Linked DNA regions of Homo sapiens: regions 1, 2 and 3 are each linked to region 4. Evidence: chromatin contacts called from ENCODE Hi-C data. All regions are on one chromosome and are shown on one strand. Each heading gives the region's core, a stretch centred on a gene start or an enhancer-like site at or near the end of the contact. The rest is flanking DNA. Distances are from core to core; before and after follow the strand shown.

Region 1 (2,948 bases), core at 21-2,520, 1.2 Mb before region 4:
CCCTAGGAGGAGTGTGTGTGTATGTGTGTGGTGGGGGGGGGTGGGTGCTGTTTCTCAAAAACATATTTCAAAAATTGGAGGCCAAGTAAGCTTCTGGTCACATTTTTTGGGTTTGTTGTTTTTTCCCAGCAATGAACACTCTAGTTCAAATATACTTCGCAAATTTTGAACAGATAATGAAAAGTTGATTGTAAAATTCTACATATAAAAAGAGCTTTAAAAACACATTTTCATTTTTTAAAAAATCAAACACCTTGTAGCAGATATTAGACATAATCAAGGGAAAACTACCAGCGTCCTACCAATCACAGCCCTAGAGAAAACGCCACAGGTCGTCCAAAAAACGCATTCGTTTGAGCCGACAGCTCTTTCCTCCCGCCAAAGCTATCCCTCGAACGTCAGAAGCTGACCCAAGGAGTGACTGATGATTTCTCCTTTTTGATTCCCCACCCCCGCCACTCCCAATCCACCTGCTTGAAGGTGTCAACGCGACTAGAAACGGTTAACAGTGACCAGCAGCAGAGAGAGAAACAAACATCCCTGACAACCCACAGCTGAGTAAGCAAGAGCTGTTTATTCACCAACGTGTTCCATTTGGAGACTGTCGGCGAGCCCTGGAAAGCCCAGGCACATTTGAGAAGGTTCCTGGAGAGGGAGAGAATCATCTTTCCTTCCCCCAACTCCCCAGCCCCAAACACACAGAGAGACTCGGGTGGAAGCTGTCTGGTCCAGGCAGTCCCTATTTGCCCGCCCCCTCAAGAAGAACCTCACGCACCAAACCAACCGACCCCTCGCGGAGGTGGTGTAATTCCCCCAAAATGGGCTCTGCCGCAGGAGAGGCTGGCTCCAGCGCCGGGGGCTTCGGAAGGAGTTTCTGCCACCCCCACTGCCGCCACTGACCGCCCCGACGCCACGGCCGGGGCCGGGGACCCTGATAAGAAATGGCCCTTCAGCCCCCTCCCCTCACCTGGCTCGGTCCCACCTGAGGGCAAGAGCGGAGGCAAAAACAAACAGGCAGGGAGGGCTGACCTTGTTGCTACCGACAGTGGAGCGGCGCATCCTGCTGCTTCCTGGAAAGCGGCCCGAAAGACATTTTTTCCCCCTGGAGGAAGGAAACGGGAGGGCGCCGGCCAGACGGCGGCAGGCGCGGAGGCGTTGGTCCGGGCGGGCTGTGCAGCCTCTAGTGGAGACGGTCCGAAGACTACATCTCCCAGGCTGCTCTGGGCCGCCCTGCGTCGTAACCCTGGCGCGCACGGAGGCGGCGACTCTTACCTCACAAAGGTAGCTCCTCCGCCGGCAGCAACTCGGCGCCCGCGGTCCATGGACCGGAACCTCGGGCCGACGGACGGGAACCCGGGCCGCGATCGCCGCCTCCCCGCCTCAGGCTCCTCCTCCTCGCTCTCCGCCGCCTCCGCCGGACTCCCGCAGGCCCTGCACCGCCGCCGCCAGGCTAGCGGAGCTGCCCCGGGAAGCTGGGTGACGGGTTCGCGGCTGCCGCCGGACTGCGGCCTACTCCGCCGCCTCTCAGTGCTATTGTCCCTGGGCCTGGCCTTGAGCGGGTCCACTGGGGAAGGCCGTGTGCGCCGGCTCCGCGGAAGATGCCGGACCAAGCCCTACAGCAGATGCTGGACAGGTACGGGCAGCTGTGGGGGGGACCGGGAGCCGCCGACCCTCGCTCTGGCCCTGCCCGCGCCCGCCCTCGAGGCTCTTGGTGAGCAGAACCCGGCGTGCCGGGAGGAGTTCCACGGCCAGGGGGCCGTGAGAGGGGCAAAAAGTTTGGAGTCTAGACCTGGGGGAGGACAGAGCGAGCGGCCTGGGTCGTAGACTTTGGGTGAAACTTAGCTAAGGAGTGGCGTCTGGTTTCCTTGGAACCCCGTTTTGACCTGAGAGGGACTCCTGTTAATCCACAAAATTAGTTTTCCTTACCCTCTTCCCCTCCCCCTTCCCCCTCCCCAACTTGTGAAGTGTTTGTCAGCGATGTCACTGGCAAGAACCGGGTTATCTTTCAGGGGAATGACCCCCTTATAATTTTAAGTCTCTGTCTGAGAACCAATGATAAGCATTCTTTTGGAAAGCCTGATAGGCTGATTTCATTCTCCCACTTTCCCTGAACCCGCACCCCCCGTCCCCCCCGCCCCATCCCGTCCCCACCTCCGAACTGTAAGGTCAGAGTATCCGCAAGGGAGATTTAACGGTCAGACCAGAGTAGAGGTTATGGAAAACAGCCAAATGAGTCCAACGCTGAACATTTAGTGTACTTGACGATCGTTGAGTTCATTGAAGACGTTTCAGCTCGTACAGGAGTCCAGTTGCCCATTCTTGGGGGGCCCCAGTCGGTAAAACTCTTTGTGAAGTCGGGTGCACCGCCCTCTGCTGTTGAAATTCTGGTCCGTGGGTCCTACCATGAGTTTTTGGAGACTCTAGATCCACATTTCCCCCGAGCCAAGTCTTACTTCCTGGCATAGCAAGTTGTACAAGCTAATTCATGATGTTTGTGGTTGCTTACAATTCTCAATAGACACCACTTGCCACCCATTTCAGCAGGTGGTACCAACTCTTTGTACTCAGTAAAATTCCAACTGTAAGGTGTTAAATGAAGGCCCTCCCTTAATTGAGTTTATACCCAGTTAAATGCTTTTGGGCCTGCCACACCCAGAACACAAATGACCCAAGGGTACACATCCTTCCAGAGTGACAGACATTTTTTTGGAGCTTAGAATTTTGAGCCATCTCAGTTAATAGGAATTATGTCACTGATTTTTTTCAGTTGAGATAACTGGTGATTCATCCAGCCCTTGTTTCAGGTCAACATCCTGACAATTGTATTGACTGCTTTATATATATATGTGTGTGATATGTGTGTGGTTTATAAGCTCTTGGAAGCAGAAACTTACTATTGTTTATCTTGAATCCCAGAACAGAGCCTGGTACTCAGTAGGTAATCAGTA
Region 2 (3,004 bases), core at 122-2,621, 1.6 Mb before region 4:
GGCAAATTACTTAACCTTTCTGAGCTTAGTTTCCTTGTCTACGAAGATTAAAACTAACTTTTCAAGGCTTCCCTACAAATTATATGGATAATGCATGTCATGTGCCCAGCACACAGCAGGTACTTGTTAGTTTCTTTCTCTTTACATACATATATACTACTTTATGGTTTACAAAGTTCTTGTAAGCTCTTCTAGATTCATGACCTCATTTTATTCCCACAATCTTCTGCAGTACTTCTCATTAGCCTCATTTTACAGATGAAAAACAGACTCAAGGATTGAGACATAGCCTCTTCAGGTAATGAGAAGCCAATGGACATGCTTTATAAGCATAGGAGCGACATGATAAAAAGCAGTGAGGTTTTTTGAAGATTAATCTGTTGGCCTATAAAATGGGCTGAACTGAAAATTGGAGAAATATTATTTTGACTACTAGCATAAAAATCAAGTTTAAGGGCCGGGCGCAGTGGCTCACACCTGTAATCCCAGCACTTTGGGAGGCCGAGGCGGGCAGATCACTTGAGGCCAGGAGCAGGAGACAAGCCTGGCCTACATGGCGAAACCCCGTCTCTACTAAAAAATACAAAAAATTGGCCCGGCGTGGGGCTCGTGTGCCTCCCAGCTACTCGGGAGGTTGAGGCACATTTAGAATCGCTTGAACCCGGTAAGCGCAGGTTGGCAGTGAGCCGAGATCGCGCCACTGCACTCCAGCCTGGGCGACAGAGCGAAACTCGGTCAAAAAAAAAAAATCAAGTGTAAGATGATAAGGGCCTGGCAGAAGTGTTTAAAAGCCTAATGAACTTAAAAATATTGAAAAGCCAGATAAGTCCCCCAAAGGAACAAAAATTTAAAAATGGTAGTTTTCAAATCTGGCTGGCTGAGAAAATGATGGTACAAACAACATAAACAATTGAGAAATCAAACTTGGCAAAATCGTTGGTCAGAAGACCTTCTCTCCAATACCTAGGCAGAACTTCTGGCAAATAATGACAAACATCTGAGCCATTTCTTCAGTGTCATAGCGACTTTTTGCTTTCACTCCTCCCACTGGCTTCACCACCTGGACAAGAGCATGTTAAGGTCCTTCTGATCTTGCTTCCTAGATGCAGTACGGTGGGAAGCAGAATCTGGGTAGTGTGGAATTAGAAACCAAGCTTTCGAAGTTCCAGGACTTGGACTAAATCGCCTTTTTCCTTCTCTGTCAAATAAGGGGACCCTTACTTCACCTCCTTCCCTAGTTTTAAGACTAGACACCCTCTCCACATCAGCACAAAGCGCTTTTATTTAGGCGCGTGCCGCCAAACCAAAGGCGCTCGCGCCGAGCTAAGCTCCTGTCGGTGAGCTTACGTCACTTCCGGCGCGCTGACGCTCAGTTGTGCGTGCCGACGCCCGCGTCAGCAAAGAGCGGAGCTGAGGGTACCCGGTTTGAAGTCGTGCGGGTCGGAGGACTGCCGCCTCCGCTACCGTCTTGGACCCCTGCTTACCGGCCGCCGCGGGGACGAGCTCGGGTAGGCGGCAGGGCAGATGCCCGAGGGCCTGCGCTGGAACGCCCCACGCCGCACCGGCCGCTCCCCTGTGCTCCGCGGCCTGGGCCTGCGCCGCTCAGCTCTCTGGAAACTAGCGCCTCAGCTGCGCGGCGCGTAGGTCGCGGGGAGCTCCGAACCGCCGGCGCCCGGCCATGGCGGTCTCCAGGTGGGTCTTGCTCCTGACGAGCAAACTGGAAGGCGATTCAGGGAAGGCATGGTCTCCTCTTAGAGCCCCCACTCCTAGAGAAGAGCGGTTCTCATTGTCACTGGGCTCTGGAGCTTTCTTCAGTAGACTTCGGAGTTCGCCCCGTGGTCGGCGGGGGTTTGGGCTCGGGTTACTCCTGGGTAAATCGGTTCAATAATGCCTTTTTCTTGTTAATAGACCCCTTGGCACGTTAGAGCTGTTTTTTCTCTTTCCTCACCATGTTTCTGTTCTCTGGTTTCTCTTCCCTCTTTCGATTCTAGGGGAGTCTCTTATCTTTCTCAGTATTCTAAGGCTGGTCCCTAACCTCCATTTCATGGGAAAACTTGGTAGTTACTGTCGATGGAGGGGAAACCTGAATTACTATTATCTAAGAGACCGTCTAATTATGTTACCAGTTTTAATTTACGTTTTTAGGGGTATGTTCTTTCCTGAGATGTTTTTTAAAATTAAGTATAATTTCTCCTTTTGTTTGGCAGTAAACATTCCAACGTCAGCGTTGTAACCTTAAGCCAATTATCGTATTAGCATCATTTTCCGTAACTAAGGCGTGGAAGATAAATCACAGATCTTATATTCTTTTGAAATATTGCCTGTCAACAGGAAAGCCCAGGAAAACTATAGAAAAACTAACGACATTTATTTGTATAGCTATAGGAGAAACATTACTTTTTCCTCCGGTATGATAGAATGGTTGGAAAGCTTTTGTAAGCGGAATTTGGTGACCCTCTGTACATGTAATTAAGGGATAGTTCCTCTGTGATAGTGATCGGATGGATTCACCAAGTTCCTTAGAGTTGATATGGTAACTTTTAATGAGAATTGGATTCTTTTACCATATAGACTGAAGGAATAAATGATGAAAACAAATAGTTTTCATTTTTTTATAATTAACTGAACACATTCTTTGAGCGTATTAAGTGCACAAGTTTTATCTGTTTTGCAAGGGAAAGGATAACCCATTCCTTACAGACTCCCTAGATGACTGATGAAATAGTGTGTGGGAGAAGCCCATGGGAGTTGGGTGAAGGGGGTTGCTAGGTACCGTAGTATGGGGCATCTGATTTTTATTTTATAATCTATTCAATGTGAGGAAATTTTTTTTTAAATAAAACTGCCTTGAGAGAATACAAGTGACATTTTACATTTTTGCAAATATAGAAAGGTGTATCTTCTAATTTGTTACCTCCCATATAAATGCATGAATATATACATTGTAAATGCATTGATATGTAAACTTAATATAACATTTATCAGGTAATAGTGTTTAAGGAGA
Region 3 (3,228 bases), core at 88-2,587, 1.7 Mb before region 4:
ATATTATTGTGTTTAAGGGAACAGATAGGCCCCAGGAGAGGGAGAGAGATGGCAGAGTAGCCTGTCAGTGGGGCAGTCAGAACATACACATTTATTGATTGATTGCTGTCTTCTATGGGTGTGGTTTGTGGTGCCTCAAAACAATTACAACAGTGATTTCAACTTATCACTGATCATAGATCACCATAGCAGATTTATGGGAAGAAAAATGATAAACGCAATCATATTGGTAGTGTTCTAGTCCTAGGTTCGTTCATGCATGTTCATGTTATTGATAAGCACCATAACTTCAATTTCATATGTATAAAAATGCTCAAAAAAGTGTACATCCTCTTTTAGCACTGTAGTGAGTCAACATTCCCCAACAAAAACTGGATTTCCTGAAAAACAGGTTAAGGTAGGAGGTTGGGGGGGGGATGCTTTTCAGAATGGCAAAGGTCAACATGTATCATCTTCTGTAAGTAAAATGTATGTATAGGCATACCTTTCTTTCAGTTTAAGACAAGGGGGTGTAGTGGGGAATTATCGTGTAAAACTACACCAGTATCTTAAGCATGAAAATCAATTATATGCTTTTCTTTTGTTTGTTGGTCAAAGAAAAAGATTATAACTCAGAAAACTTTCTTGGAGATGCGTATGCTCAGTGTATCCAAACTTTAGGCATGTCAGGTACAATATTGATTTACAAAAAGTTCCTCTAATCAATCCTGAGCTAATAACTTACTGTGGAAAGAGTAATTGATCAGAGCCATCCCTCCAATTGGAGTCAACTTCCATGACTGTTCGGATTTCCTTTATTTTGGGGGCAGTTCATCCAAACTTCTATTAAACGGCAACTAGTTCACTTTTGAGAAGTGGTTTACAAGAAACAACAACAACAACAACAAAGCAGTTGCGGAGGAAAGAAAAGAGACAAAGTAAAAAAAACGGAAAAGAAATCTCCCAGGAGAAAGGGATGTGGAAGCTGAAAACACGGACAATTTCCACAGTAAGACTTCCAAAAGAATGTGCAAGATCCGAGCAAAACTTTCAAGGGCTCTTTTTCAGTGTAATGGTAGTGAGAAAGTTCAGCCTGGAAAGCCCAGGGCTTAAAACAACAACAACAAAAAACACAATATGCAGGATCGTTCGGCTTCAGCAGAACCCACCGCAAAGATGGCGGTGGGACGAAGCCCCTTCTCCCGCCGCCGAAGCCTCTCGCCTCACATTTCCCACAAACCCTTCGCGCCGCCTCGCTAGCCGAAACCTGCCCAGCCGGTGCCCGGCCACTGCGCACGCGCGGGACGACGTCACGTGCGCTCCCGGGGCTGGACGGAGCTGGCAGGAGGGGCCTTGCCAGCTTCCGCCGCCGCGTCGTTTCAGGACCCGGACGGCGGATTCGCGCTGCCTCCGCCGCCGCGGGGCAGCCGGGGGGCAGGGAGCCCAGCGAGGGGCGCGCGTGGGCGCGGCCATGGGACTGCGCCGGATCCGGTGACAGCAGGGAGCCAAGCGGCCCGGGCCCTGAGCGCGTCTTCTCCGGGGGGCCTCGCCCTCCTGCTCGCGGGGCCGGGGCTCCTGCTCCGGTTGCTGGCGCTGTTGCTGGCTGTGGCGGCGGCCAGGATCATGTCGGGTCGCCGCTGCGCCGGCGGGGGAGCGGCCTGCGCGAGCGCCGCGGCCGAGGCCGTGGAGCCGGCCGCCCGAGAGCTGTTCGAGGCGTGCCGCAACGGGGACGTGGAACGAGTCAAGAGGCTGGTGACGCCTGAGAAGGTGAACAGCCGCGACACGGCGGGCAGGAAATCCACCCCGCTGCACTTCGCCGCAGGTAACCGGGGCCAGCGTCCCCTCGCCTCGCTCCAGACCCCACCTGCGCAGCCGGGGCCCACAGGTCTGAAACCAGTGCTCCTCCGCCTCCCGACCTTTCTCCAGGACTCTGGTCCTGGTGATCTCGCTCTCTTCCAGTGGGGACTAAGGAGATTAGGGGTAGGGTGAGCGTGCCACACTCGCTGGAAGTTTTTTGTTTTGTCTTGGTTTGGTTTTTTTGCCAGGTGTTGGGGGTGGTTTGGGGTTTTGGCTTTGTTTTGTTTTACAGTATCAACAATACCTGTACCAACTTCCGGTCTTGTTACCCTAGAAGGCCTCTACACACAAGAAAGAGTAGGGGACGTAGTTGATAGACCTTATGATTTAAAAGGTCAGTTACCTCCAAAATTTTTCGTTCTTGCAAGTTCCATTTGGGTTAAGGTCTTGAAGGACTTTGTAAAATACAAGGATGTAATTTAGGAGGAGTAGCTTAATAGGACGTTGACACATTAGCGTTAATTGGTTTATCAGAATAGCCAATCATTACCAAGTTTCTGGAGTGACTAGAACGGGAAATAGGCAAGTTTGGGAGAACTGAAACCTGACTTAGGCTGGGTGCGGGAAGCCTTAGACACACACACATACAAGTTGGGCGGAAAGTGGTAGTATAAGAGAAAAGATAGTGCAAGTACTTTAGCTTGAATCTAGAATTTAAGTTGGGACTAACCTTGCTTCATTCTGAAATTTAGATCGTTTGAATTACATTATTTTAATATTTATTAGGTTCACTTTATGATTTAAGCATATTAAATTTAGTCGAAAAATTTAAAAGAGCCATAGATGGGATATTCAGCTTATTCCCATAAAGCATGCATGCTGTTCACTTGTAGGAAAGATGATGACTGTTTCTAACTTCAGGTGAGTCATGCGTGATTGAAAATGGGAGTACCTCCTCTTACCTCTGACAATCCTGGTTTTTTGTTTTGTGTATTTCATGATTGTTTAAAACAATTTTTTGAAAAATCGGGGAATACCTTTTAAAGTACTCCTGTTCTTTTGGGGCTAGATTGATGAAGAGAAAAGGAGCAGTGAGAAATATTTCCTCTTTCACAGATATTACTTTTACACTTTCTACCAATTGGAGATTTGTTCGCTTTAACCTGTTCCAGATTTTAAATGTAAATACTACCAGGAGGTATGCTTTTTTGATCAATTGCACCTTTGTTGGATTTCCATTGGGGAGTCTTTTAAAAAGAAGAAAGTTTAGGGAACCTAGGTGGGAGAACTAGAAACGGTTTGTGGGCAATGGAAAGAGAAGGAAGAATACTTAAGTCAAACACACCTAGTTAGCCTTTTTGCCCGAAATTTCGGTGGTAAGTGCTGCCGTTCTTCAGCTAATTTAGGTTGTCCTGTTTGACCATGTAGTCAACATTTAAACAACTCATTTGG
Region 4 (3,250 bases), core at 296-2,795:
TTTGTTTCTCTGATTCTTTAAAATTCCCCACATGGTTTTCTCATCCATTCTATTCAGTAACATTTGAGTGTTGCCTTTTGTTTAACAATGGCTAACATCAATTGAACATTTACTAAATGTTAAGCACTTTACATGAATTTCTTTCATGTAAAAAAATTTTAAAGTTTTAAAATTAGAGACAGGGATTGGGTGGGGTGAGAGTGGATCTCTCTGTGTTGCCCAGGCTGGTCTCCAACTCCTGACCTCAAGCAATCCTCGCTCCCCGTCCTCACGTAGTGGTGGGATTACAGGAATTAGCCATTCCACCTGGCCGGATTTCCTCATTTAATCCTTATAACCGAGCTGTGAAGTAAATATTATTATTTGCATCATTTTACACATCGGGAAACCGAGGCTCAAATAGGTTAAATAAATTTATCCAAGGAGACACATCTAGTCAGGGCAGTAAGGAATTAAATCTAGAAAGTCCTAATCTAGAGTTTATAACCTTTGTACAATATTGTGTACCTAGGATGTTTTGCTACTGTGTATCTACTGTTTTAAATCTCCAGCGAGTTTATGCTGGGTCTAGGAGAGAAAGGGAGGCCCTGCTAAACATTTCATGTGCTTCTTCTCTCAGCAGTAACGTTCTCAAAGCGGCTAATCAAGAGCTAGAATCGATCAATAGATAGATATCAGGCTGGAGGGTAGCAGTCTGGTCTGAAAGCCGGTCCGCTAGCATTCATAATCTCAGCGTTCAACCTGGGCGTGCCTCTCATCTCTCCCGTTAACACTCCCTGCTGTGCTGCTGATTTTTGGCAGTAATCCCAGCACTTTAGGAGGCCGAGGTGGAAGGATCACTTGAAGGCAGGAGTTCGTGATCAGAGTGGGAAACAAAGTGAGACCACCCCCCCCCCCCCCCACTCCGCTGTCTGTATAAAATTTTTTAATAAAAAATTAGCCGGGCGTGGTGGCGTGCGCCTGTAGTCTCAGCTACTCGGCAGGCTGAGGCAAGACGATCGCTTGAACCCGGGAGACTGAGGTTGCAGTGAGCTATGATTGCACCACTCCACTCCAGCCTGGGCGACAGAGTGAGACCCGAGGGGATGACAAGGGGGCTGTGCTCCTTTGTGAAATCCCGTTGTCCCAGGGCAGGAGGGGCCGCACTTCACACAGGGAGAATCTATGCTCAAGAGCGCAGAACTAGTTCGTCTCGGTCCATCGTCACTGGTTTTATCCCATTAAAAATAGTAATTTGCTTTCTCCTAAAAGCGTATAAACACAAAACCAGCCCCTGACTGCGAGACACCAAGCTTGTTTAGGTCTAAGCCCGCAGAGAACCCCCGATCCCAGAATTAGCTGGCGGGCCCGGGAGGAAGTGTTCCCGCCCTCTGTCCCGCCCCGCGGCCCCAGCCACTTCTCGGCCCGCCCTCAGGTTTACTCTCCGCCCTTCAAAGGCGGCAGCCAATCGGGGAGCCGCGTCCCCGCCGCGCGCGCGCTGCTCCTCCTTCTTGCGGGCCGCGCCCTGCCGGCAGTGACGTGCCCCGCCCTGCAGCCGCGGGATTCAAACTCCCGGAAGCGGCATCCACACCTGATGGTGTGACTCGGCCGACGCGAGCGCCGCGCTTCGCTTCAGCTGCTAGCTGGCCCAAGGGAGGCGACCGCGGAGGGTGGCGAGGGGCGGCCAGGACCCGCAGCCCCGGGGCCGGGCCGGTCCGGACCGCCAGGGAGGGCAGGTCAGTGGGCAGATCGCGTCCGCGGGATTCAATCTCTGCCCGCTCTGATAACAGTCCTTTTCCCTGGCGCTCACTTCGTGCCTGGCACCCGGCTGGGCGCCTCAAGACCGTTGTCTCTTCGATCGCTTCTTTGGACTTGGCGGTGGGTATCATCTCCTTACAGATAGGCGCAGAGAGGCCAAGTGACTTGCCCAAGGTCTTTTGTTAGGACGGCTTTTTCCGATTGGCAGGCACTTTCGTTGTGTGTTCCTCAAACATCTTTATTTTAGAAGTGAGAAAACTTGTGCCTTTTTTTGCAGTTTCTCTTTTCCTGTCTGTCTCCTCAAGTGAGATTTTATGTGGGAATTTTTAAAGATTGGCGTCGCCTTGTAGAAGATGCGGCTTGTAATTGAGGCCTTGTACCATTTACTGGATGGAAGCGCTTGTTTGGTCACCTGTCCAGCATGACTTAGGTCACTTCAGCTAATCAACCAATCATTTCTTTTCTTTTTTCTTTTTTTTTGAGATGGAGTCTCGCTCTGTCACCAAGGCTGGAGTGCAATGGCACGATCTTGGCTCACTGCAACCTCTGCCTCCTGGGTTCAAGCGATTCTCCTTCCTCAGCCTCCTGAATAGCTGGGACTACAGGCGTGCGCCACCACGCCCGGTTAATTTTTGTATTTTTAGTAGAGACAGGGTTTCGCCATGTTGGGCAGGCTGGTCTCGAACTCCTGACCTCAGATGATCCACCTGCCTCGGCCTTCCAGAGTGCTGGGATTACAGGCGTGAGCCACCGCGCCCGGCCCCAATCAACCAATCATATCTGAGGGCTTGCTGTTAGGCTCTGTGGGTAACAACAACAACAACAAAAATCAAAGTGCAGTCCTTGAAAAAATAGTTGAACAATTGAAAAAATAAAAGGTTAGCAGGAAGTGTAATTGGGTACTAGATTGTGTAGGGGTGGGGGTGGGGCAGCTATATCGTTTGTTAAGAGTTCACAGAGGGAAGGCATGCTGAGGAAGGTTTGAACTGGGGGAACCCTGTGGATGACTGGAATAGGAAATACAGGGAAAGGTGGCCGGGCGCGGTGGTTCACGCCTGTAATCCCAGCACTTTGGGAGGCCGAGGCGGGCAGATCACTTGAGGTCAGGAGTTCGAGACTAGCCTGACCAATATGGTGAAACCTCATCTCTACTAATAGATAAAAAAAAATTAGCCAGGCGTGGTGACGCGCACCTGTAGTCCCAGCTACTCAGGAGGCTGAGGCAGGAGAATCCCTTGAACCCGGGAGGCGGAGGTTGCAGTGATCTGAGATAGTGCCACTGCACTCCAGCCTGGGCGACAGAGCGAGACTCTGCCGCCCCTAACGCCCCGCCCCCGCCAAAAAAAAAAAGAAAGAAACAGAAACAGAAAAAAGAAAATACAGGGAAAGGAGGTTGGTGGGACTAGGTGGTGGGGGAGATCCAAACCGTCTGGGCCAGAGGCTAGAAACTAGTAGTCATTCATTCACTGCCAGAGTTTCTGTGCAAAGGTTAGGAAGCAGATGTTTGGGGGTT

The links. A loop is a pair of places that touch in the nucleus more often than their neighbours do. Pooled maps may share reads with other maps.
Region 1: a loop to region 4 is called in a map of B cell, with 10 times the contacts of the local background. The contact joins the promoter of MARCHF5 here to the promoter of CEP55 in region 4. A Hi-C loop is called at or near these places in 5 of 168 maps with a recorded cell type or tissue (B cell, CD4-positive, alpha-beta T cell, CD4-positive, alpha-beta memory T cell and 2 more), 1 of 37 single-sample maps with no recorded cell type and 10 of 50 pooled maps.
Region 2: a loop to region 4 is called in a map of CD4-positive, alpha-beta T cell, with 8 times the contacts of the local background. The contact joins the promoter of BTAF1 here to the promoter of CEP55 in region 4. A Hi-C loop is called at or near these places in 2 of 168 maps with a recorded cell type or tissue (CD4-positive, alpha-beta T cell and naive thymus-derived CD4-positive, alpha-beta T cell), 1 of 37 single-sample maps with no recorded cell type and 11 of 50 pooled maps.
Region 3: a map of CD8-positive, alpha-beta T cell shows a loop between it and region 4 (6-fold over the local background). The contact joins the promoter of TNKS2 here to the promoter of CEP55 in region 4. A Hi-C loop is called at or near these places in 3 of 168 maps with a recorded cell type or tissue (CD8-positive, alpha-beta T cell and naive thymus-derived CD4-positive, alpha-beta T cell), 2 of 37 single-sample maps with no recorded cell type and 13 of 50 pooled maps.

Annotation. Positions count from the first base shown.
Region 1 is chr10:92,289,897-92,292,844 of GRCh38, forward strand. MARCHF5 (membrane associated ring-CH-type finger 5) reads left to right here and starts at 1,271. Exons shown (of 6, transcript NM_017824.5): 1 at 1,271-1,633. The coding sequence starts at 1,599. It overlaps CPEB3 (cytoplasmic polyadenylation element binding protein 3), which reads right to left and starts at 1,182. Exons shown (of 10, transcript NM_014912.5): 1 at 1,030-1,182. RefSeq lists enhancers at 476-685, 1,633-2,211 and a silencer at 1,246-1,495.
Region 2 is chr10:91,922,399-91,925,402 of GRCh38, forward strand. BTAF1 (B-TFIID TATA-box binding protein associated factor 1) reads left to right here and starts at 1,372. Exons shown (of 38, transcript NM_003972.3): 1 at 1,372-1,692. The coding sequence starts at 1,679. RefSeq lists enhancers at 114-647, 995-1,104, 1,715-1,914 and a silencer at 1,355-1,654.
Region 3 is chr10:91,797,089-91,800,316 of GRCh38, forward strand. It overlaps TNKS2 (tankyrase 2), which reads left to right and starts at 1,338. Exons shown (of 27, transcript NM_025235.4): 1 at 1,338-1,801. The coding sequence starts at 1,603. TNKS2-DT (TNKS2 divergent transcript) reads right to left here and starts at 1,203. Exons shown (of 2, transcript NR_108071.1): 1 at 1,149-1,203. RefSeq lists an enhancer at 1,047-1,216 and a silencer at 1,297-1,706.
Region 4 is chr10:93,495,067-93,498,316 of GRCh38, forward strand. CEP55 (centrosomal protein 55) reads left to right here and starts at 1,546. Exons shown (of 9, transcript NM_018131.5): 1 at 1,546-1,857. RefSeq lists a silencer at 1,365-1,874.